Linked DNA regions of Homo sapiens: all the other regions are linked to region 1. A link is a loop called in an ENCODE intact Hi-C map of the cell type or tissue named here. Cell type or tissue: PC-9. All regions are shown on one strand.

Region 1 (8,000 bases):
TAATGTGACAGACCTAGTAAGAGGGAGCTGGGAAGTTGAACCCAGCAATCTGAAAAAGCAGGATGTGATGGGGCTAAGAGAAAGCCATGTGCCTAGCCGGGCGTGGTGGCTCACACTTGTAATCCCAGCACTTTGGGAGGGCCGATCACTTGAAGCCTGGAGTTCGAGTTCAGCCTGGCCAACATGGTGAAACCCCGTGTCCACTAAAAATACAAAAATTAGCCAGGCGTGCACACACCTGTAATCCCAGCTACTTGGGACGCTGAGGCACAAGAATTGCTTGAACTGGGGAGGCGGAGGTTGCGGTGAGCCAAGATCATGCCACTGCACTCGAGCCTGGGCAACAGAGTGAGAACCTGTCTCAAATACATAAAAATACATTGTGTCATATCGATTTGTGAAAAGTTCCTACTTTAAGAGAGCTTACATGTAACAGAAAACCACCAGGCAATTAAAACAGTTTCTATAAGGGCTATTAAAGTGCAAGATTCTAGAGAGGCATTTAGGAGTGGCATCTGTCCAAGCCAAACTTGCTGTGTGAGTGCAGGAATATACAAAATGTTAAGTCTAAACAAAGTAGAGAGATCATTTCAGGTAGAGGCCATTCCATCTACATCCTCCTATTAATTAGAAGGCACTTTGAGGATAGGTATTGCCTCTTGTTTATCTAGATAAACTCCAGAGTTTAGTTTGGCTTAAATCTGTTAATTCTATTAACTTAATTCTGTTATTCTCGATTAACTCTGTTAAACAGAAAAGATGCTCAATAAATTGTTTCTCAGTTGAATGGGAAAAAACCAATTACTTAAAATTGGGAATGCTGACTTTCAAAGAGGCTGAATAGATTTCAGCCTAAGCTTAAAAATTCATTTTTTTCTGGCACCTTTGCAACGAGGAACTAGTTTTCTATAACGTGGTTGGCCTGAAACTGAATTGTTCTAATGATAATGCATAGATACTACAAGCCTAGAAGAAACATGTCCTATTATAGAGCAGAGACATTCCTGCTGAATTCTTCATTATATTGGATATAACTGAAACTAATTGTCTTACCTTTGAATATTTATAAGTTCAAAAATAGTCAACATTTATTCTAATGGTATAACTTTTTTTTTTTTTTTGGAGACAGTCTCACTCTGTCACTCAGGATGGAGTGCAGTGGCATGATCTCAGCACACTGCAGCCTCCACCTCCCAAGTTCAAGTGATTCTCATGCCTCAGTCTCCTGAGTAGCTGGGATTACAAGCGTCCGCCACCATGCCCAGCTAATTTTTGTATTTTTAGTAGAGAGGGCATTCTGCCATGTTGGCCAGGCTGGTTCTCGAACTCCTGACCTCAAGTGATTGGCCTGCTAAAGTGTTGGGATTACAGGTGTGAGCCACTGCACCTGGCCAAGGTGTAAAATTTTAAAGCGCCTTTGGTTGAAACCAAACTATTTCCACATTGTACTTTAACAAGTGAATGGTTAGAATGCTATTTTGCATTAGTTTCCAATTTGTGAATGGCAAATTCCCAGGGGCCATAGAGTTACTGTCAAGATGAAAGAATCTACCAAAGACCAACCCAAGTTTATACCCTTCACTGTCTGCCACGGTAGCCATTAGCTACATATAGCTACTCAACACTTGAATTGTGGCTAGTCTAATTTTAAGCTATAGATGCGGTATAGCTTGAAATGCACACTGGATTTTCAAGATTTTATATGAAAAATGGAATGCAAAACATCTCATTAACCATTTTTATATTAACTATATGTTGAAATAATATTTTGGGTATATTAGGTTAAATACACTACTAAAAATAATTTTCGGCTGGGCACAGTGGCTGATGCCTATAATTCCAGCACTTTGGGAGGCCAAGGTGAGCAGACCACGAGGTCAGGAGTTCGAGACCATCCTGGCCAACATGGTGAAACCCCATCTCTACTAAAAATACAAAAATTACCTGGGCGTGGTGGCATGTGCCTGTAATCCCAGCTACTCGGGAGGCTGGAGAATCAGCAAATTTTACCTGTTTTTTACTTCTTTAATGTGATACTAGAAAATTTAAAATTATACATGCAGCTCAACATTTTATGAGACACCACTGCAGCAGACTAAATAAATGATTTATAAAGCATGTATTGGGCCGGGCACGGTGGCTCACGCCTGTAATCCCAGCACTTTGGGAGGCTGAGGTGGGTGGATCACGAGGTTGGGAGTTCAAGACCAGCCTGGCCAACATAATGAAACTCCATCTCTACTAAAAATACAAAATTAGCTGGGCGTGCTGGTACATGCCTGTAATCCCAGCTACTCGGGAGGCTGAGGCAGGAGAATTGCTTGAACCCGGAAGGCGGAGGTTGTGGTGAGCCGAGATCATGCCATTGTACTCCAGCCTGGGCAACAAGAGTGAACTCCGTCTCAAAAAAAAAAAAAAAGAAAAGAAAAAAAAATTATACCCCAATAATGGGAACCACTACTTTACACACTATGGATTCATAATAAAATTTATTTGAGGGAGAATGGAGATAAGAGGATAAATAAGAGGCCAGCCAGTGGGTGTGCAAAGCACTTCATATTGGCTCTTGGAAAGTCGCTTTGTGAAAAATGTTCAACTGTAAGTGAAAGGAGAGGAGAAAAGACGTTTACCTCCTGGAGTGGGGTTTTGCATTGGATATGATAGGCCTAAAAAGTGAGTCCTGAGGATTCATATACCGGGGGTGGGGGGTGGGGGTCTTTTAGGAATGAAAGGCAGGGGAGATGGCTCTCTGTAGGAGTGATTCTATGCAATTGCAATTTTAATTGCAAAAACCACAATTACTTTTGTGCGAACCTAATAGTAACAGTTTCCAAAAGAGAGAAGATAAAGAGAATAAAATGCCTAGCTTACAGAACCATATTTGGTCTGAGGATGCATAATTAAGGATTCTTAATTATATATATATATATAATTTACATATATTACATACAAAATATGATAATCTTTTACTAGCTCATATAAACTATCGATCTGCAGTAACTGAAGAATAACAATATTTTTTCTCTAATTCATCAGGTATAATTTGCCATAATTTAAAAGAGAAATATGGAAGAATTATCACCAATCCAGACATAGAAGTACTCAAGAGTAACAGTACACCTAAAATGGTTTCTGCTAGCCTTTATTTGAGAAAATTTACACAAAAATCCCCAATCCAACATTTACAAGTGAATCTGTATAAATCCCATATGCCTCTTTCCCAAACAAACCAAGAAATGGCTTTATGACAGGGGTCCATGACAATGGTATAACAAGGCTTACTTAAACTGCATCATTCTCATTTATATTATACAGACCATTTTGGATAATATGCTCAAAAATGGAGGAAAGCACATAACACCCGATTTTAAAGCTTATTTGCTCTTGTGTCAGTCTTTTGTCAAAGGCAAATACATTTACTTTTTAGATAAAACCAAAGTATAATATCAATTAACTTTTAAACCAAAAGCACAAAATGTCCCAGTTGATAGTTTCGGCATGAGTAAAGGGAAGGGACATGAAAGAATGTCAACTCCTACAAAGCTTAAGTTTAGGGTCACACTTGGGAACAAAAGCATCAACGAAATAAAATATTCTCTTCTCCTATCTTCTTGACATTTTGTCACATCACAAGAACATAACTAAGAGAGTAGCTTTCGTTGCTCCTAAAAAGGGGAAAGGCACCAGTCAGAAATAGGAAAGAAAATCTTGTTAGGCTAACGGTACATGATAGAAATTTCACATTTAAAAGTTTAAAGATGGAGGCTGGGTGTGGTGGCTCACGCGTGTAATCCCAGCACTTTGGGAGGCTGAGGCAGGCAGATCACTTGAGGTCAGGAGTTCGAGACCAACCTGGCCAATATGGTGAAACTCTGCTTCTACTGAAAATACAAAAATTAGCCAGGCATGGTGGTGTGCACCTATATTCCCAGCTACTCAGGAGGCTGAGGCAGGAGAATTGCTTGAACCCAGGAGGTGAAGGTTGCAGCGAGCTGAGATAGTGCCATTGCACTCCAGCCTGGGCGTTGCAGCAAGACTCCGTCCCCCCCCCCCCAAAAAAAAAAAAGTTTAAGGATGTATCTTAACCCACATATTATTTTCTCTACTTGGATGCATCCTCTGTAACTTAGTATATGTAATACTACAGATAGACTTTCTCAACATTTGCTGCCTATGCTAAGGATCTGCAGCCAGGTTCTCAGAAGCAGTACCTACCAATTCTCAACAGCAGATGGCAATGTTGTACAAGTTAACGACAGAACTACTTTTATGCCACAGGAGAGGAAGACACAAGGAGTCAAAAGGGGGAAAAAAAAAGTTTGGGTTCATAGTAGCAGGAACATTAACAGAATAGCCTGAGATTTTAACAGCATAACTCATTCCCTCTTCCACCTTTGTACTTTATCCAGGTCAACACATCAGGGTTCTCTAACGATTCCAGTATTCTGTTTCTTTACTGTAAGATACATGTAATTCTTGCCACTGTGATTAAACAAGCCCTGTAATAGTCAGCAGGGTTAAAAAGAGATTACGGAAAGGATAAACTCCTACCTACTTTCTTGGGAGATGTGGGAAAGATTTCAAGTCACAGCATTTTTCATAACTGTTTATAAACAATGGTCATTTATATCCACACTTTCTCTTATTTACATTAGTTTTGGCCCTTAGGCAACTCATACTCCTACAGTGATTATTGGCTTTGCTTTCATAACATGTATTTTTAAGTATTTACTCTCTTAATGGCCCTCGATGTCTATTTTATACATCATATCTCTTAATTCTCTAGATGGAACACTGAAGGACAGGAATTAAGTAAGTGACTGGCCATGCAAGGGTTGGAAATTTTACTTATTTTTCCTTGGTAGAAGTTATGTTAAAAATTCAAGCAACCACATATCTAACAGAGGAATTTTATCTAGGATATATAAAAAACCTCTCAAAACTCAATAGTAAAAAGAACAAATGACCTAAATAGAAAATAGACAAAAGACATGAAGACATTTCACCGAAGAGGATACATAGATGGCAAATTAGCACACAAAAAGATACTCAACATCATTAGCCATTGGAAATGCAAATTAAAACCACATGTGGTATCATTACACACATCTATGTGAATGGTTAAGATAAAAAATAGTAGTAATACCAAATGCTGGTGAGGATGTGAAGAAACTGGATCAATCATACATTGCTGTCTGAATTGTATGAGTGGCTGTATGTAAAAAGTAGAGCCACTCTGGAAAAAGAGTAGGGTAGTTTCTTACAAAAATATATGTGTTTACCATACAACCCAACAGTTGCCCTTTTGAGCATTTATCCCAGAAAATGAAAATGTATGTTCACATAAAAACCTGTACATGAATGTTCACAGCAGCTTTATTAGGGCAAAAAACTGAAAACAACTCTTATGTCCTTTAGTGGGTGAATGGTTAAGCAAACTGTGGTACATCCATACCATGGAATACTACTCAGCAATCAAAAGGAACTGCCCCCACTTCACCACGATGCAATATATGCATGTAAGAAATCTGTACTTATACCCCCTAAATATATAAAACATTTTTAAAAGAAAAAAAGGAAGAAACTATTCATACATGCAACAACTTGGATGGATTTCAAGGGAATTATGCTGAATGAAAAAAGATCAGCCTCGTAAGATTACATTCTGTATGATTCCATTCATACAACATTCTTGAAATGACAAAATTACAGAGATGGAGGACAGAACAGTGGTAGCCACAGGTTGGGGTGAGGGTATAAGAAAGGGATGTGGCTGCGGCTGTAAAAGGGCAGTGCAAGGGATCCATGTGACAGAACTGTTCTGTCTCTTGTGATGGTGGTCACATGAATCTACACATGTGATAATATTGCATAGAATTAAATACACATACACGAAAAAAGTTCAAGCAGTTGAGCACAAATATTTTAATTGTCTAAAATGACATTTTCTTTAAGAGTTATCTACAGTTCAAAGCTCACTTTTATGAGGTGTCACATCCATCACCATTTTAAGAGATATAAAATCATGAAAAGATATCACCAGAAGCTATGTAAACATTTCAGCTAAGGGTAAAGAGAAAGTTAAGGGTGTTTTCACAAGGAAATTGAAAGAGGGCAATCCAAATGAAGTCAACATGGTCACACAAAAATCTTGGTAAAAGAACTAGAATGGAAGCCCAAGCTGCTGAGCAAGTGGGAGAAGAAAAGAAAACATAGTCCAAACAGATCACACAAGGGAACCCAGGACAAATGCTGACTTTGGCATTATCTAGGTAACCCCTATTTTTTGTCATAGGTGACTCTAATAATAGACCTATTGTTGCAAAACCAGTCAAAATCCTACCAAATTAAAAAGAAGTCCCTCATTGACTTGTTGGGTGTAGGTGGTACCCCATGTCCTCCCACACCAAAAGAGATCAGTTCTGGCAAGAAAGCTCCAACGTGCCTTGATGGTGCTGTTGGTAGGATGCCTTAGGCCAGGCACGTCCCAGCGATGTTCTGCTGGCTGAGGTACAAGGTGGGAGGAGAATATGCCTCATTCATTACTCAATCAATTTCTTGGCCTTGAAGAAGCGTCGCAGGTAGAAGACCTGCCAGGTAGCTAGTCCAATGAGACAGAACATTGAAAAGATGCTGAAGTATAGGACCCGAGTGTTTGTTGACTCTAAAAAAAAACAAAAGCATTGTAAACATAATGAAGTGAGCCTCCTCAGCTGGCTAAACAATGGCAGGGGAGGTGGGTAAAGGCAATTAATTAACTTCACTCTGTCCCTAGGTCTAACAGTAGGATTTCAGATAATTTTTCTTTTTAAGTTCATTATCCTGGCTGGGCATGGTGTAATCCCAGCCTGTAATCCCAGCACTCTGGGAGGCTGAGGCAGGCAGATCATGAAGTCAGGAGATCGAGACCATCCTGGCTAACTCTGTCTCTATTAAAAATACGAAAAATTAGCCAGGCATGGTGGCTTGTGCCTATAGTCCCAGCTACTTGGGAGGCTGAGGCAGGAGAATTGCTTGAACCCAGGAGGCGGAGGTTGCAGTGAGCCGAGATCGCACCACCGTACTCCAGCCTGAGCGACAGAGCGAGACTCCATCTCAAAAATAAGTAAATAAATAAAAATAAAAGTTCATTATCCTATATATAAATGTTGAAAATTACAAAGATTGGTGCTATCAGTTTGATGTGGGTATAGACTAATTGAGGATGTTGTCACCTGCCTATCACAGTAGGAGTTTCTACTCTCTTGAAAATCTAACAAGGCTCATTTACCTTTAGCAGCAACAACAGCGAAGCAAGCAATTTCCCCTCCATATACCCACCTTGGCAAAACTGAGAAAAGGGTACACCAGAATTGAAAGTTTGGAGACTGTCTCATTTATGGGTCACTTAAGAAGTAAGAGTCGCCTTCCCCCTCACCGTTGGTATCACGCATCTCCTCTTCTCTCTTCTTCATGTAGGCAAAATCATTAACAATAGATTCTGAAAGGTCTTCTAGGCGTCGCAGCTCTACCTCTAATGGTTTGAGCTTCTCAACTTTTGCAATCTGGAAAAGAATGGAATATTTTCAGCTCTCTGAAAACATCGCTTCAGTCAAGAACATAAAGAAGGCAACAGAGAAGTCTTTTTTAAAGTTTCACCAGATTTAAATTCTCTCCTATCAATCATCCTAACATATTTTAAAATTTGGGCTTCTTTCTTTCCCTATAGACTATATCTTTCCATTTCAGACCTTTTTTGATACTTTAATTTTGACTAAAATCTTAGAAGTAATATAATAACCGTAGGCTATAAAGTAAGATATACTATTGTCTCAAGATTTTTTACTTTTTTTTTGAGACAGGGTTTTACTCTGTTGCCCAGGCTGGAGTGCAGTGGCACAGTCTTGGCTCACTGCAGGCTCGACCTCCTGGGCTCAGGCAATCCTCTTGCCTCAGCATCCCAAGTAGCTGGGACCACAGTCATGCACTGCCACACCCAGCTAATTTTTATACTTTTTCTA
Region 2 (8,000 bases), 360 kb after region 1:
AGGTTCAGTGTCTAGTGAGGCCCTGTCTCTGCTTCCAAGATGGCGGCAGTTTCAGTGTCTGGTGAGGGCCCTGTCTCTGCTTCCAAGATGGCGCTTTGTTGCTCTGTCCACCAGAGGAGAGAAACGCTGTGTCCTCACATGGTGGAAGGGACAGAGCTGGTGGAAGGGGGGCAAACTCCCTCTATCACACCCTTCTATGAGAGCATTTAATCCCATTCATGAGGGCAGAGCTCTCATGCCTCAACCATCTCCTAAAGGCCACAGTTCTTAATACTGTTGCATTGGGATTAAATTTCAACATGAATTTCGGAGAGGACAAAAACATTCAAATCGGAGAAGTAGACATTCCAGTCCATTCTATTCCCTCATTTCACATACCTCCCAACAAGGTAACCCTCATTTATGATTTAGTGTGCACACTTCTTTACACTTCTTTGTTTTTTCCCTTAATTTTCTACAAATATATTTAGATAGACACACACACACACACACGGCATCACACATTTAAAAGAAATAAAGATGAAATCATGTTTTACATCTTAGTTTGCGACTTACTCATTTCACTTAGATTATGAACCTTTATCCAGGCTATTTGTGTAGATCTAAACCTTTTAAAAACCAGGGCAACGTAGCAAAACCCTGTCTCTATTTTTTAAAAAAAGAAAACCAGGGCTGCTTACATCCTATGTGCACTAACAATGGTCATTAGGCAGGGTTTGATTGCTAAAGAAGATTCAAAGAGTTCAAGTTGACAGTGCTTACAAAGCTACTGCTTATTGCAGCAAACCATTCATTTAATGCAACAGCAGTTAAGTAAGACATCAAGGGATCCAGAGAGGGCAGGTGCAAGCTCCAATTGTTCCACCTCTGGAAGAGCCACGCAAGACATACCTTCTCTCTAGAGTCACCTGTGTGTCACAGAACACCTCAGAACTGGGAAGCCCAAGCTGGAGTTTCCAGCAGGGTGTCATATACCCCTCTGCTCATGTAGGCATGTTTCTTGCTGTGTCACCAGCCCCAAAAGCACAGTCCTCCAGGGGTCTCACCAAGACCAGGAACAAATCATCAATCTCACTGTTATCAATACACAATGCTGAACAAAGTAAAAATAAAAATAAACACTGCTGATAAGCCAGTACAAACCACGTTGAAATCCCTCAGACTCATGGTTACAAAACAGCACTGTTAATGAGTATCTTTAATGCCTTGACCAGGGCTCAGTGCTGTGCAGGAATAGCTCTTATTTCGGTAAATCAGCCTATGTCAATTCCAGGCCTGCTGGAGTTAACCCTTGCAACAACCATGGTTGTTTTATATATATAAAACAAACAAAAGCTGCCACAATAGAGGTCTGAGAAGGAAGCTCTATGTTACTTCATTCTCACACTGCTGTAAAGATACTACCCGAGACTGGGTAATTTATGAAGAAAGAGGTTTAACTGACCCACAGTTCCGCATGGCTTGGGAGGCCTCAGGAAACTTACAATCATGGCAGAAGGTGAAGGGGAAGCAAAGCACCTTCTTCACAAGGCAGCAGGAGAGAGAAGCATGAAGGAGGAACTTCCAAACACTTATAAAACCATGAGATCTCGTGAGAACTCACTCTCTATCACGAGAACAGCATGGGGGAAATCAACCCCATGATCCAATCATCTCTTTCCCTTGACATGTAGGGATCACATTTTGAGATGAGATTTGGGTGGGACACAAAGCCAAACCATATCATGCTCCAACTTCATGATGAATTCTGATGGGTCAGCGTGAATGCCTGGGAGTGCCAAGTCTCGAGAAGACCTCACCTCTGAATATTACCTCTCTGCTGAGCACCCAGATGTCCCTCTCTGCTAAAAAGACCTCTTTCCTTTCCTACCACTCACCCCAACTTGGCTAGGCTTAAGCATGATTGACAGACAGAGGTTAAGAAACACCATCTGAGGCCAGGCGCGGCGGCTCACACCTGTAATCCCAGCACTTTGGGAGGCCGAGGCAGGTGGATCACCTGAGGTCAGGAGTTCGATACTAGCCTGGCCAACATGGTGAAACCCTGTCTCTACAAAAAATACAAAATTAGCCAGGCGTGGTGGCACGCACCTGTTATCTCAGCTACTTAGGAGGCTGAGGCAGGAGAATCACTTGAACCCAGGAGGCAGGGGTTGCAGTGAACTGAGATTGCACCATTGCATTCCAGCCTGGGCAACAAGAGTGAAACTCTATCTAGAGGAAAGAAAAAGAAAGAAAGAAAGAAAGAAAGAAAGAAAGAAAGAAAGAAAGAAAGAAAGAAAGAAAGAAAGAAAGAAAGAAAGAAAGAGAGAGAGAGAAAGAGAGAGAAAGAGAAAGGAGGAAAGGAAGAAAGAAAGAAGGAAGGAAGGAAGGAATGAAGGAAGAAAAAGAAAGAGAGAGAAAGGAGGAAAGGAAGAAAGAAACAAAGAGGAAAGAAGGAAGAAAGAAAGATAGGAAGGAGAGAAAGAAAGAAAAAAGAAAGAAAAAAGAAAGGAAGGTAGGAAGGAAGGAAGGAAAGAAAGAAAAAGAAAAGAAAAGAAAGAAAGAAAGAAAGAAAGAAAGACCATCTGAGCTGTGAATGTGACCACAACACATTTAAGAGGGTGGGGACAACCCTCACTGGAATTATCTCATGTGTGCAACTGGGATGCAGAGTGGGGTTGGGTAGGAAGCCTGCCAAACTGCCTATGGGAGCCAATAATGGTCACCCGAATAGGACACAATGCTGCCAATGGACTATATGTGTAGTTTCATATGTGTAAAATACATACAACCTTCAATGCATGTTGTTGGTTTTTGCTATAACTCTTGAGAGACTGGAAAAACATCATCTGTCATCATAGGATTTAACCCTTGCTTAAGATCCGGCGGCAGCTTCTGGTGGGCTTCCCTAGTGCGGCGTCCCTGCCCCGTCTTGCTCTGGCCCCTCTCATTCTCTGCTCCAGCCAGACTGAACAGCTCTTACTTCCTTCTAAACGCTTCCAACATTTTAATCTTGGCTCTACCTTGGAATGCCCAGGGTTATGTGACTTGCCCAAGGACAAAATAAGGATGTAGTGGAGTTGATATTCAAAGCCGGATTTATCTCACTCCAAAGCAAGGACAAAGAATTCCCTTAGGAAATCAGCGGTGGCCCATCTATTTGTGTGGAGAAACAAGAGTTGCTTATAATTCTGGGTAGTGGGATGTCCCCATCGCTTCACCTAGTCAACACCTGTGTCTCATTTAAAACTCAATTCAGGCATCGCTGCACTTTCAGTGGGTTGTTTTTTTTTTTTAGGTTTGAAGCTCATTTAACAACGAGCAAAGGGGTTGCAGAGTAAGAACGCTGATGTTTTTCTCTGGGAATAGGTGGCCACATCCAAAGACAAAGAAATGTTCGAAGTCTTTGCATTTGGAGAGAAAACACCATGCCCATTGCTGCAGCCTGAATTCCCAATGAGTAGTGCCTCTGTCTGGAGTTAAAGGATGATGTACCATGTGGAACCAGGATGTGGTAACTCCTTAAACCCTGCCACTCTTTCACACCTTTGATATGACTCATTTTGATGAAATTCAACGAACTCAGAGCACCTGCTCATGCAGCAGAATATTTTTGAGCTAGAAAGCTCCACGACTTCCTCTCCCTAAGACTGCAGAAAGCTTAGCCCCAGGCTATGAAGAGAGCCAGCAGAATGACCACTGGCACCAGAGGACACTGGTCTTGCCCGCCCACCCTTCGCTGTGCCGGCTCCTCACCCCTGTGCTGGGTGCAGTAGAGGCTGGTCCTCCAAGTCTCACTTGGGACTTGCCCAAGTGAGAGACACTAGGGCAAAAAATATAGCCATATATGCATGCAGATATATACCAGCAGAATGACCACTGGCACCAGAGGACACTGGTCTTGCCCGCCCACCCTTCGCTGTGCCGGCTCCTCACCCCTGTGCTGGGTGCAGTAGAGGCTGGTCCTCCAAGTCTCACTTGGGACTTGCCCAAGTGAGAGACACTAGGGCAAAAAATATAGCCATATATGCATGCAGATATATATCAGCAGAATGACCACTGGCACCAGAGGACACTGGTCTTGCCCGCCCACCCTTCGCTGTGCCGGCTCCTCACCCCTGTGCTGGGTGCAGTAGAGGCTGGTCCTCCAAGTCTCACTTGGGACTTGCCCAAGTGAGAGACACTAGGGCAAAAAATATAGCCATATATGCATGCAGATATATATGGCTATACTTTTTTTTGCTGTTGGGTTTTTGTTGTTGTTGTTGTTGTTGTTTTGAGACAGTCTTGCTCTGTCACCCAGGCTGGAGTGCAATGGCGCGATCTTGGCTCACTGCAACCTCCACCTCCCAGGTTCAAGCGATTCTCCTGCCTCAGCCTCCTGAGTAGCTGGGATTACAGGCGTGCACCACCATGCCCGGCTAATTTTTTGTATCTTTAGTAGAGACAGGGTTTCACTATGTTGGCCAGGCTGCTCTCAAACTCCTGACCTCATGATCTGCCCACCTCGGCCTTCCAAAGTGCTGGGATTACAGGCGTGAGCTACTGCGTCCAGCCTGCTGGCAGACCACCAATTCGTATATACTGACTGATGTCAGTTTCAGGAAATCAAAAAAAGTATATGTATATGTATATGTATATGTATATGTATATGTATATGTATATGTATATGTATATGTATATGTATAATCTAAATTTCCATCCATTTCTACATCTGTCCAGAAGGATATTCATTAAAATATTAACAGCAGTTCTCTCTGGATGGCAGGATTATAATTATTTGACTCACATATTTCCAGACCTCCCAAATTTTCCAAAGTTCCTGTGCATTAGCTACATGAGCTGAAGAACAAGCCCAAAGCCCATTCTTTTTTAAATAGCTGAGACTCCAAGTCTAGGGGATGCTCCGAGTGACGGACAAAGCCCTTCCTTCGAGGATGATTCTAGGAAGATCCTGGGGCGTCAGCCTTCTCTGGGCAGCGTCTTTGCTGCCCTCTGCTGGTCATTTGGAAGCTCGGCAAGTCCAAGTCCAGCCCCTTTCTTGTGGAGCAGTTTCTTCTTTAGGTTTGCCCTCTGAGGCCCAATTTCTTAGAACTGTTTTCGTTTTGTTTCATTTTTCTGAGATAGAGAATCCTTTTAAACTTAAAAAAAAAAGAAAAGGGCCGGGCGCGGTGGCTCACGCCTGTAATCCCAGCACTTTGGGAGGCCGAGGCGGGCGTATCACAAGGTCAGGAGATGGAGACCATCCTGACTAACACGGTGAAACCCCGTCTCTACTAAAAATACCAAAAATTAGCCGGGCTTGGTGGCGGGCGCCTATAGTCCCAGCTACCCGGGAGGCTGAGGCAGGAGAATGGCGAGAACCCGGGAGGCGGAGCTTGCAGTGAGCCGAGATCCCGCCACTGCACTCCAGCCTGGGCGACAGAGGGAGACTCCGTCTCAAAATAAATAAATAAACAAACAAACTAACTAAAAAAAAGTTTAAAAGAAAACTTCTAAATGAGGTGGCTCCAGTGTAAGCCTCTTTAAAGCTCTGATGGAAAAGTCATTCTTTTAAAAACCCAAACCACTCAGCCTCCATTTCACAGCCAGAGAGAGCTGCAGTGTCATTGCTGGAGGGGACCCAGGGCGCGTTCACCTGCTGATTTCTCACTGTTGATTGAGGATCAGTCTTTGGTTTTGGTCAGCGTCATTACTGCCAAAGCCACCAGCACACCTGCCAAGATGCAAAGGATGGTGTTTCTCACGGAGTCAGAGGAGGCCGTCTGCTCCGTGCCCTTACAGAATGCCAAGAAGTCATGGCTGGTGCTGGAGCCCTCAACCCCAGAACACCTTAAGACTGTGTGGCTTTAACAATTTACACCACCTCTCTGTTCCTTCATCTGCAGCATGGAATTGTAACCATGCCTTCCTAGATTTAAACTCCAGTTCCACCATGTACCAGCTGATAATCTTGGACATGTTACCGACACCTCTGTGCCTCAGTTTCTTCATCTGTAAAATGTGGGGGGGAAGTAATTCATAGGGCTATGAGTATGGAATTAATTAATAATTGTGAATAATTAGAAAAGTGCCTGGAGCATAAATAGTTCTCGGTAAATGTTTATTATTATTGTTACTGTTACCAGTTACCAAAGCATATTATTAGTTAAATGTCATTCTATGAATGCATACAGTTTGGAGTAAGGGATTTATTATCTGATAAGCCTTTTGTATTAGGAACCATCCTAGGTTCTATTTATTTAATACTCTCTGCAACCCTTCAAGGAAGATATTCTTTTCCTCATTTTACAAATGAGGAAACTAAAATGCAAAGATATTAAATAACTTGCCCAAGATCACACAGCCAGGAAATATGGAGCCAGGGTTTGATCCCATTATTTGCCTCAGAGCCTCTGTTCTTTCCTGTCCATTTGGTTGAATGCTACCCACTAAAGTTAGGTTGGTTGTTAGTCTTTTTTTTCCAGACAGAGTCTCACTATGTTGTCCAGGCTGGTCACACACTCCTAGGCTCAAGTGATCCTCCCACCTCAGCCTCCCAAGTAGCTGGGAATACAGGCACATGTCACCGCTTTTACTAATTTTTTTTTCTGGCATACTTTATCTCCCACTCCTACTTGGTTATAAGTTAGGGTAATACCAATTGCTGTAACAGATAAACTCCAAATCTCCATGGCTTTACAACAAACTTTATTTCTCATGCATGCAATAACTCCCCATTGGTGGACAGGTCTTCCATGTGGTGATTCAGGGATCCAGGCTCTTTGGTCTTGTGGTTCTACTTTCCTCTGGGACATTGGAGTCTTCTGCATTTAGCTAGTGAATGAGCAAAGAATATGGGCCAGGCCTGGAAGTGGTGCTTCTCAACTGTCCACATTACATTAACTTAAAACTCAGTGGCGTAGTCACACCTCACTGCAAAGGAGGCTAGGAAATGTAGTCTTGTTCTGTGTCCAGGAGGCAGAGGAAACATGAGAGCTAGTCTGCCATGCCGGCCTATGTCTTATAGAGCCTTGCTGTCTTAATTTAAATTTTAGTTCCTCTGGGAAGAGATCCTGACTCCCTCAGGTCTGGATTGGACACCCCTCCTCTGTACTTCTTCCCTTCCTCTCTTGTGGCATTTATTGCATGGAAATACACACACAGACACACACACACACACACACACACACACACATATATATATATATATATATTTGAGACAGGGTCTCACTCTGTCATTGAGGCTGGAGTGCAGTGGCACAGTCATGGCTCACTGCAGCCTCAACCTCCTAGGCTCAAGCGACCCTCATATCTCAGCCTCCCAAGTAGCTGGGACTACAGGCATGCACTACCATGCCCAGCTAATTTTTGTATTTTTTTTTGTAGAGATGTGGTTTCACCACGTTGCCCAGGCTGGTCTCGAACTCCTGAGTTCAGGCAATCCTCCCACCTCGGGCTCCCAAAGTGCTGGGATTACAGGTGTGCACCATCACGCCCGGCTGGAATTATAATTGCTTATGCATCTGTCTCCCTCATTAGACCGTGGGATCTAGGGCAGGGGCTCCATCAGTTTTGTCACTGATGAATTCCCAGCTGTGACATGGAGCCTGGCACAAGCCAGTGTTAAATAGTTGTTCGATGGATGATGTCTGGGATAATGACTGAGGGGGCAGAGGAAGTGGTTGCGATTGGTCTCTTGGGCTCCCCCCAGAGTGGTGTGCTCCCCTCCTCCGCTTTCAGTCAGTTTCAGAACCATGGGACAGCTTGTCCGGGAACAGGGCTGGAAAACCCTCTGAGGTTGAGGTTGGGGCCTCTGTTCTTTAAGAGTGGAACTGAGACGTTGCGTGTGGTCACAGGTTGTCTGCACCTCTGCACCTGGCACCAAGGAGGACCCCACACAGACGTTCCCTCCATCAGTGAATTCCAGCACATGTACCCTACAGAGCCCGGCTTTGAACTTAGGCAACATAAACCACCACCATAAGGATAAAGCAATAGATTGCACTTACTTATTTACGATTTAAGTCTTGTTCACT
Region 3 (8,000 bases), 160 kb after region 1:
AGTCCAGGTATAGCCAGTTGCTTATCTAGCAAACTCCATCCATCTTCTGAACAGAACAGTGTTGTGTTCAAGGTCTCGCGAGGCTGCAATCAAGGTGTCAGCTGAGCTGTGTTTTCAGCTGGATGTTTGAGTGGGGAAGAGTCCACCTCCAAGCTCACTCAGGTTGTTCACAGACTGTATTTCCTTGTGGCTGTATAACTAAGAACTCTGGCATTTTGCTGGCTGTTGGCTGAGGCTACCCTTCGGTTCTAGAGGCTGCCTTGTAAACTTCTTCAACACAGCTGCTCACTTCATCAAGCCTGCGACAAGAACCTCTCCAGTGCATGCCAGCAAGATGGGGCCATACACAGACATAAAATTACGGGAGTGACATCCCATCACCTTTGCATTTTCTATTGCTAAGAGGCAAGTCTCAGGTTCCACCTGCACTCAGATGGAGGGAATTACACAAAGGCATGGACATCAGGAAGCAGGAATCACTGTGGGTCACTCTAGGATTTGTTATCCACAAGGGATCACATTATCTGCTTAGAATTTCAAACGAATAATAAAACCAAAAAAAGTTGGTCTGCCTTTTAAAAATTTTCCCTTATTTAAAACTTTATTCTTAATAAAGAAAAATGAGAAAACCCCAAAACTTTCTTCTTTAATTGGCAACCTTCAAAAAAGATATTCACAACAGGACTCAGAGCAAGGGCAGAGATCCCCAAAGAGATGGTTTTTCCTTAATTCATCAGGCTGGAGCAGAGTTTAAACCAAGCTGGAACCACTCCGGCTCTGGCCACAACCTAATCTCTACATCCTGGCCTCCATCACATTGGCCGGAAGCTGGTTCGCTTCATCCAAGGGTCTAGTTTGAGGGCATTCATGGCTTCTGCAAGTTTGAGCATCCCTTGCTCCTGGTGCTGGCAGTGCCACTCAGCCATGGACTGGAGCATCCACTTGGTTTGGAGCTTGTACCAATAGGAGCTGTAAACCACGACCTCGGTGAGGTCTGAAGACTCCAGAGCCTTCAGCTGGAGCATGGCCTTGCTCATCTGCTCGATGTAAGGGATTATCCATACGGGCCTGCTGGGGGAAGGGGATGAGAGCTCCCAGGTAGGGCACCCAGGCCAGCACTGGGCACACTCACCAAAGGTGGCTTCCAGCAGCCGCGTCGGGACCTAGAACACCTCTGGGCCTTTCAGGTCTTTGGGCAGTCTGCCTTTTAAATAAACACTATGAGCTGGCAATTCTAATGTTGTCAGTGACAAAGTACTTCTTCCTGAAAAAATCTTTGGTTGTTTTAAGTCCTAAACAGTTGCTGGGATTACTATTGAGTTTGAATAATGTAATATGTACGCTTCATTTTAAAAAATTACTTAAAAAACAGAGATAACACAATGACTGTGAAGACTGAATTTGAGTTGCTTCTGTTCCATGTAACCATTTGGAGTTTTCGTGTTTAAAATTTAAAATTGCGAAGCAGTGTGATACAGTGTTTTGCCATGTTTTTATTTGACAAATGCACATTTTAGTTAATAACTAAATATTTTTACTAGATTTGAATATTATCTTTAAAATAGATAATTCCTTTTGCTTATTTATTTTTGAGAGAGGGTCTCCCTGTCACTCAGGCTGGAGTGCAGTGACTGCAATCAAGGCTCACTGCAGCCTTGACTGCCCTGGCCCAAGATCTTCCCACCTCAGCCTCCCAAGTAGCTGGGATCACAGGTGTGCACCACCATGCCCAGCTATTTTTTTTTATTTTTGTAGAGTCGGGGTCTCCTTATGTTGCCCAGGCTGGTCTAGAACTCCTAGGTTCAAGTGATCCTCCTGCCTTGGCCTCCCAAAGTGCTGGGATTACAGGCGTGGGCCACAGCGCCCGGCCCCCTTTTATTTTAAATCTAAAGAAGACTCGAGAAAAAAAACATTACGTCAGTAGTAGATTTAGGAGATGCACTACTAATACTACGTAAGTTTCTCTTGTGCTGCCTGGGAATAAAAATAAACACTTAACACTAACTTGGGGCTCACAACATGCTTGACACTGTTCCAAACACACACACACACACACACACACACACACACACACACACTCATTTTAAAAGTCCTCATCTACTCTTAAAGGTAGGTCCTGCTATTATCCTTATTTTTGTAGATAATAATATAGTCTGGGGCGCAGAGGTCTGCTCAAGATCATCCAACTGGAGTGGCAGCGCTGGAATTAGAGTCCAGGCAGTGTGGCTTCAATGCCTGAACTCTTAGCCATTAGAAAGGAAAAACAAAGCAAAATCAGTATCCGCAACAACCTTGCAGGCACGGAGGCCCTCAGAAGGGACAGGAGAGGCCGGGCGCGGTAATCCCAGCACTTTGGGAGGCCGAGGCGGGCGGATCACCTGAGGTCAGGAGTTGGAGACCAACCTGGCCAACGTGGTGAAATCCTGTCTCTACTAAAAATGTAAAAAATTAGCCGGGTACGGTGGCGCGCGCCTGTAGTTCCAGCTACTTGGGAGCCTGGGGCGGGAGAATCGCTTGAACCGGGAGGCAGAGGTTGCAGTGAGCAGAGATCGCGCCAGTGCACTCCAGCCTGGGCGATAGAGCGTGACTCCATCTCAAAAAAAAAAAAAAAAAAAAAAAAAAAAACAAAGGAAAAGAAAAAGAAGGGACAGGAGGGCCTCCTTCCGCTCCTGACCAGCCCCTGCTGGCCCGTGGGCAGAGGGAGAGCCGGCTTCCAGGGACCTCAGGGAGGGACGTTTGGGAGTGCTCTCTCAGCGTCCCCTCCACCGCCCTCTCTACACCCTTGCCGCGCCCCTGTCCTCGTCGGCCAGGCCAAGGTTTCTCCTGGCCCTTCCCAGCTTCCGGCCCTTTGCTCCAGGGCAGGTCGCAGGGCCAGACGGTGCCAGGAGCTCGCGAGTCCTCTGTTTACTGTTTGGTTTCCACGGTGACACGTAGGCGCCGTCAGCGACTCCCGTCACCGCCCCGCAGCGCGGCCCCCACCCGGCGCCGTGACGCCGGCCCGCCGCTTCCGCTCTGCCCATATTTGGCTCAGCCACTGCGCCGCCGGCCCGGGGTAGGCTGTGGGCGGGACTCCCGCCGCGCCCCGCCCCCGGTCCCTGCCCCGCCCCTGGAATGCTGGGCGAAGGCTCCGAGCCACGAGACCCCCGCCTCCTGTCCCGGGACCCACCCAGGCGGAGGCAAGGGCAGGGGCGCTGGGGGCCCAGAGAGAGGGCGCCGCGATGGATGAATGAGCTGTTTCCAGCATTCCTGTGCGTCTGCTGGTTGTAGCTGCAGTCAAGATTTGGGGCGGTCTCGTTTGTTGTGGGTGGGTGATCTGGGATCACGATTTTCTCACTCTGTGCCCGGAAATCATGCCATCTCTCGCCCAACGCTGTATTTTATAGGCTTCAACTCAAAATTTTCCTTCATGGCACAGTGGAAAGCTTTGAAGACGGCGGTTCTGGGGTCAGTGTTGCCCCTCGGGGGATAAGTGACCTTGGGAAGGCCATTTTCCTTTTCCTGGCATGATAAAACGAACCGTGGGGGTGGTCCATAATGGTTGCAGCACTGTCATCAGGCTTGTGAGGGGAGCTTTTCCATCACCCTCTAACCACCCCCTCCCCAGGACATAACTGGAATATCAGTGAAGTTCTTTGAGCATCGACCCCCTACAGTTCTGCCCCCTGTGGTGATTGGATTTGTGTGTCTCTGCACCTTGCTCCTATTAGGCGCTTAATGAACTTTAGTTAACTGATTATTGAATGAATAATACGAATCACCTTCATAAATCCGGACCCCTGCAATTCCTCTTCCAGGCCGGGCGAGGGGGAGGGTAGGGGATGGGGGAGAATATTGAGATGATTAATAATCGCGCGGCAGGGTTGCTGATGTAAAGCGATTTGCAGATCTAAAGGGCAATAAGCATTCCTGGGAGAAATCCAGCGAGATTCCAGAAGTCTCTGAGGGAGCCGTGGGTGTGTACCGCCGGGCCCAGAGGGCGGGGGTGGGGCAGGCAGTGCCGCAGTGGCCGCTGCTGGGGAGCCGATTGCAATTGCGAGGAGAAGCGTGGGGTTAATCCTTCAAGACGCCTGTCACCATCCTCCCACCCCCATCCCTGCCCCCTAGATTCCCCAGTTCCTCTGGCTGAAGGAGTGTGTGTTTTCCAGAGTTTCAGAGCTGGAAGTCACATCGGAGACTTTTAATCTAATTTAACCTATTTCGCCAACAGGGAAATTAAAGCTCAGAGAAGTTGGTTCGACCATCCAAACTTGCACAGCTAGTTAGAAACTGATAAAAGTCAGGATATCTAGCTTCAAATAGTGTTCCACATCGCCTAGGTGCTTCTAATTTCCTGTGCTTCAGAACCCTGTTGCCTGGCTCAGCTGGTGGGTTGTACATTTAGGCTAAATATTGACTTCAGGGCTCTTAAAGAACGCCATTGTCACGTCTGCTGCCACACGCAGCCCACACCATGACACCAGGGCCTGGGGGGGATGGCCAAGAATTGTGTACTTCCTAAAGCCTCAAGCATTCCTCCTTAGAGCAGCTGGAATGGTCACCCCTGTCCAGGGAACAGGAGTCGGCTGTTCTGAAACCAGTCTTAGTCTAGCAGTTGGTCACTTTTCATAGTTACCCAAGCCTTGCATTAAACTTTTCTCAGCCAAGATTACAGCAGGAGGCAGGAGTAGCCCTAACCCTTTTCTGCTGTTTGGAAGTCTTTTCATGGCACATGGAGGGTTCCTTGCTGGGGGTGGGGAAGAGTGCCTCTTCAATGCTTCTCTCTTTCTCTTTCCCCTTTCAGTCTCACCCAACTTCCTCTTACACGCTGTTTCTTCCCTAACTTCTAGGCTGAATATGAAGGCAACTCGGACTAAGAAGACGACTGCTTTCCAACTGCCCTCCCGTCCTGCAGCCGCCTGATTTGAGGAAGGGGCTGGGATCCTTCCCCTTGCCCTCTGGTTGTTCTTGGAGTTACAGCAGCCCCGCGGCAGCTCTGCCCCCTAGTGCACATGTGAGGCAGCGCGCCCTTCTCCAATCCAGAAGCCTCGTCGCGGTGCTGCCAGCAAGGGAGTTTTTCTGTATTCACTTTGGTGGAAATAGCAAAACTTGACAGAAAAAAAACCCAAGCCAAACCAAAACACACGAACCATTCTAGCCTTTTCTCTCTTTCGTTTCTTTCTGAGGATCTGGCCGATTTGGATGCAGAAAACATGCCTGTTGCTTCTGCTGCGAAATCTGCTCTTTCTCTTCCTGCTATCGGAACCCTGTCCCTTCTTTCAAAGCCTAATTCAGGCCAGGCGCGGTGGCTCACGCCTGTAATCCCAGCACTTTGGGAGGCCGAGACAGACGGATCACTTGAGGTCAAGAGTTTGAGACCAGCCTGGCCAAAATGGTGAAACCCTGTCTCTACTAAAAATACAAAAATTAGCTGGACATGGTAGCACACGCCTGTAATCCCAGCTACTCGGGAGGCTGAGGCAGGAGAATCACTTGAACCCGAGAGACGGAGGTTACAGTGAGCTGATATCAGGCCACTGCACTCCAGCCTGGGTGACAGAGTGAGACTCCATCTCAAAAAAAAAAAAAAAAAAGCCTATTTCAAATTCCACCCCTTGCCTAAAAACTTTTCCTGACTTCTGACTTTCCTCTCCTATGCGTCTTTTTTATTTTTTATTTTTGAGCTGGAGTCTCACTGTGTCACCCAGGCTGGAGTGCAGTGTCGCAATCTCCGCTCACTGCAACCTCCGCCTCTGGGGTTCAAGCAGTTCTGCCTCAGCCTCCCGAGTAGCTGGGATTACAGCCACCCGCCACCATGCCTGGCTGATTTTTTGTATTTTTAGTAGAGACGGGGTTTCATCATGTTTGTCAGGCTGGTCTCGAACTCCTAACCTCAAGTGATCCACCCGCCTTGGCCTCCCAAAGTGCTGGGATTACAGGCATGAGCCACCGCGCCCAGCCATCCTATATGTCTTTTGAAATATGGCTGTACACAGGCTCAGCACACAGTGTGCACTTATATACTGTATTTCTTTATTGGGGTCCAAGTCTGTGCATCTTTTGTGTTCACAGACCCCAGGGTGCCCAGCACAGGGCTGGGGACACAAACTGCTCTCAATAAGCCCCTGTTTATTAATTAATTGATTAGCTTCCACAGAAACAACTGAGGTTTTGCTTCAATAAACCTTGCAGAACTCTTAGTTCTTTAGGGACTCTGGATAGTGATCTAATCAAATATGGCCTTGCACAGTAAGTCATTTCACAAAGCAATTTCACAAGAGAACACTAACATCACCCAGAGTGGGATGAGGAAGTCTGAAATTTGAAGTGGACTCTCAGAAAGATGAGGAAGGTGGCGGTGCTGTAGACAGGTCAAAGGACAATGACTTAGGAGAGGTGGGTCTCTGCTTCTGGGATAGAAGACGCAGCACGGGCCCTAGAGTTAGCTTCATATCCAGACTCTACCACTTGCTGTATGTCCCTGGGCAAGTTTACTCTTCTCTCTGTGCCTCAGTTTTCTCCTCTGTAAAAAAAGGCCGGGCATGGTGGCTCCTGCCTGTAATCCCAGCACTTTGGGGGGCCAAGGTGGGCGGATCACCAGCGGTCAGGAGCTTGAGACGAGCCTGGACAACATGGTGAAAACCCATCTCTACTATAAATACAAAAATTAGCAAGGTGTGGTGGCACGCGCCTGTAGTCCCAGCTACTCTGGAGACTGAGGCAGGAAAAATCGCTTGAACTCAGGAGGCAGAGGTTGCAGTGAGCCAAGATCGCACCACTGCAGTCCAGCCTGGGTGACTGAGCAAGACTCCGTCTCCAAAAAAAAAAAAAAAAAAAAAAGTACCTATCTCATAGTGATACAATGAGGGTGAATTAGCTGGTATTTGTAAAGTGCTAAAGCAACACCTTGCACCTCGTAAGTACCATGTAACTGTTTGTAAATGAATTTTCCAGCTTAGCTGTCTTGTCATTGGAATGGGGATTGATTATATGTTCTCTTGGTTCCCTCGAGCAGTGACCTTTCAGGGCAGTGCATAAGCTTTGGGGTCAGGCAGGTCTGGGTTGACTCCTATCTTTGTCGGTAGTTGTGTGACTTTGCACAGATAACTTCTCGGAACCTCAGTGTTCTTATCTGTGAAATGGGAATAATTGTGTCTACTTCAAAAGACTGTTGTGGGTATTGCATGTTTGTAATGTGCCTGGCACAGAAGGAGTGTAATAAACAGAAGCTATAGTTATTATTGTGGACAAGAGCAGCCACATGTAAAGGAAAATAGAGTTTCCAAGGTCATTGAAGTTTCCAGAAAGACTGAACATATCAGATAGCAATGAGACCAGCTCAACTTGTGGAGCTTGGTGGGAGGGTGGGCCTGGGTCTGCGCCAGGAGTAAATATCACCCCATTTGAGGAAGCAGAAACGGTGTGACTTGCACATCAGCTCTAAGAACATTTTCTGCTCCAGGGCTGTGCTGAGGGCGTGGACCCACTGGGGCTGGATGCCAGGAGCTGGAGGCCTCTCCGGCTCTCCTTCCCAGGAGGGGAGATTTTAGTAGAGAGGGTGTGGGTGGGCCTTGGAAACCTCTTGTTGTGTGTGCGTGGGGTGCGGGGGAGTGTCAGAATGGCCCAGGGATATCTGGCCTTGGTAGGTGTACTCCCAGGCCTGGGGTGGCCTTCCTCATGGCAGAACCTGCCTTCACGGCTCCTCAAAGCTGCCATCCTTCACTCCAACTGAAGACACCCCTGACTGATTGCCTGCAATTATCCGAGGAGTGGGGGAAGGAGGGTTTTGGTAGTCTTGCAGCCAAATTAATCTTAATTCCCTTCAACTCGTGTGGAAAAGTACCCAACGAAATATGCAAATGCTGCATGTATTCCTTCAGTAAAGGGGAAGGAGGGTTGCAACATCAAACAATGATAGGGTGTCGCAATCCTAAACGTGTGAGGAATTACTCTTAAGGTCCTCGTACTTGACAGCTCCGGGCCCCCATGACACATGAGGAGTTTTGTGCTCCGAAACAGGCCAG

The links. A loop is a pair of places that touch in the nucleus more often than their neighbours do. Peaks named below come from ENCODE experiments on the same cell type or tissue, not always from the same donor. Only the 100,000 strongest peaks of a DNase experiment are listed, where the experiment ranks them.
Region 2: it touches region 1 in a loop (7-fold over the local background); 84 of 110 quality-filtered maps call a loop at or near these places.
Region 3: it touches region 1 in a loop (9-fold over the local background); 108 of 110 quality-filtered maps call a loop at or near these places.

Annotation. Positions count from the first base shown.
Region 1 is chr14:75,128,343-75,136,342 of GRCh38, forward strand. TMED10 (transmembrane p24 trafficking protein 10) reads right to left here. Exons shown (of 5, transcript NM_006827.6): 4 at 7,418-7,544; 5 at 3,127-6,664. The coding sequence ends at 6,543. Among named protein-coding and RNA genes, the nearest start is that of NEK9, 5.3 kb to the left of the region's middle. In PC-9, CTCF peaks have their summits at 4,214 (motif pointing right) and 4,428; DNase peaks (open chromatin) are centred at 4,259 and 4,599; H3K4me3 peaks cover 597 bases; H3K27ac peaks cover 2,210 bases.
Region 2 is chr14:75,483,996-75,491,995 of GRCh38, forward strand. No RefSeq gene overlaps it. Among named protein-coding and RNA genes, the nearest start is that of BATF, 34 kb to the right of the region's middle. In PC-9, CTCF peaks have their summits at 4,977 (motif pointing left) and 5,180; DNase peaks (open chromatin) are centred at 3,556 and 4,956; H3K27ac peaks cover 836 bases.
Region 3 is chr14:75,291,294-75,299,293 of GRCh38, forward strand. It overlaps LINC01220 (long intergenic non-protein coding RNA 1220), which reads left to right and starts at 3,111. Exons shown (of 3, transcript NR_038421.1): 1 at 3,111-3,248; 2 at 3,384-3,444; 3 at 4,827-5,117. It also overlaps the pseudogene DPPA5P4. RefSeq lists an enhancer at 2,679-2,818 and a silencer at 2,889-3,348. In PC-9, CTCF peaks have their summits at 3,602, 4,964 (motif pointing left) and 5,164; DNase peaks (open chromatin) are centred at 2,888, 3,278, 3,948, 7,888 and 2 weaker places; H3K4me3 peaks cover 3,099 bases; H3K27ac peaks cover 3,835 bases.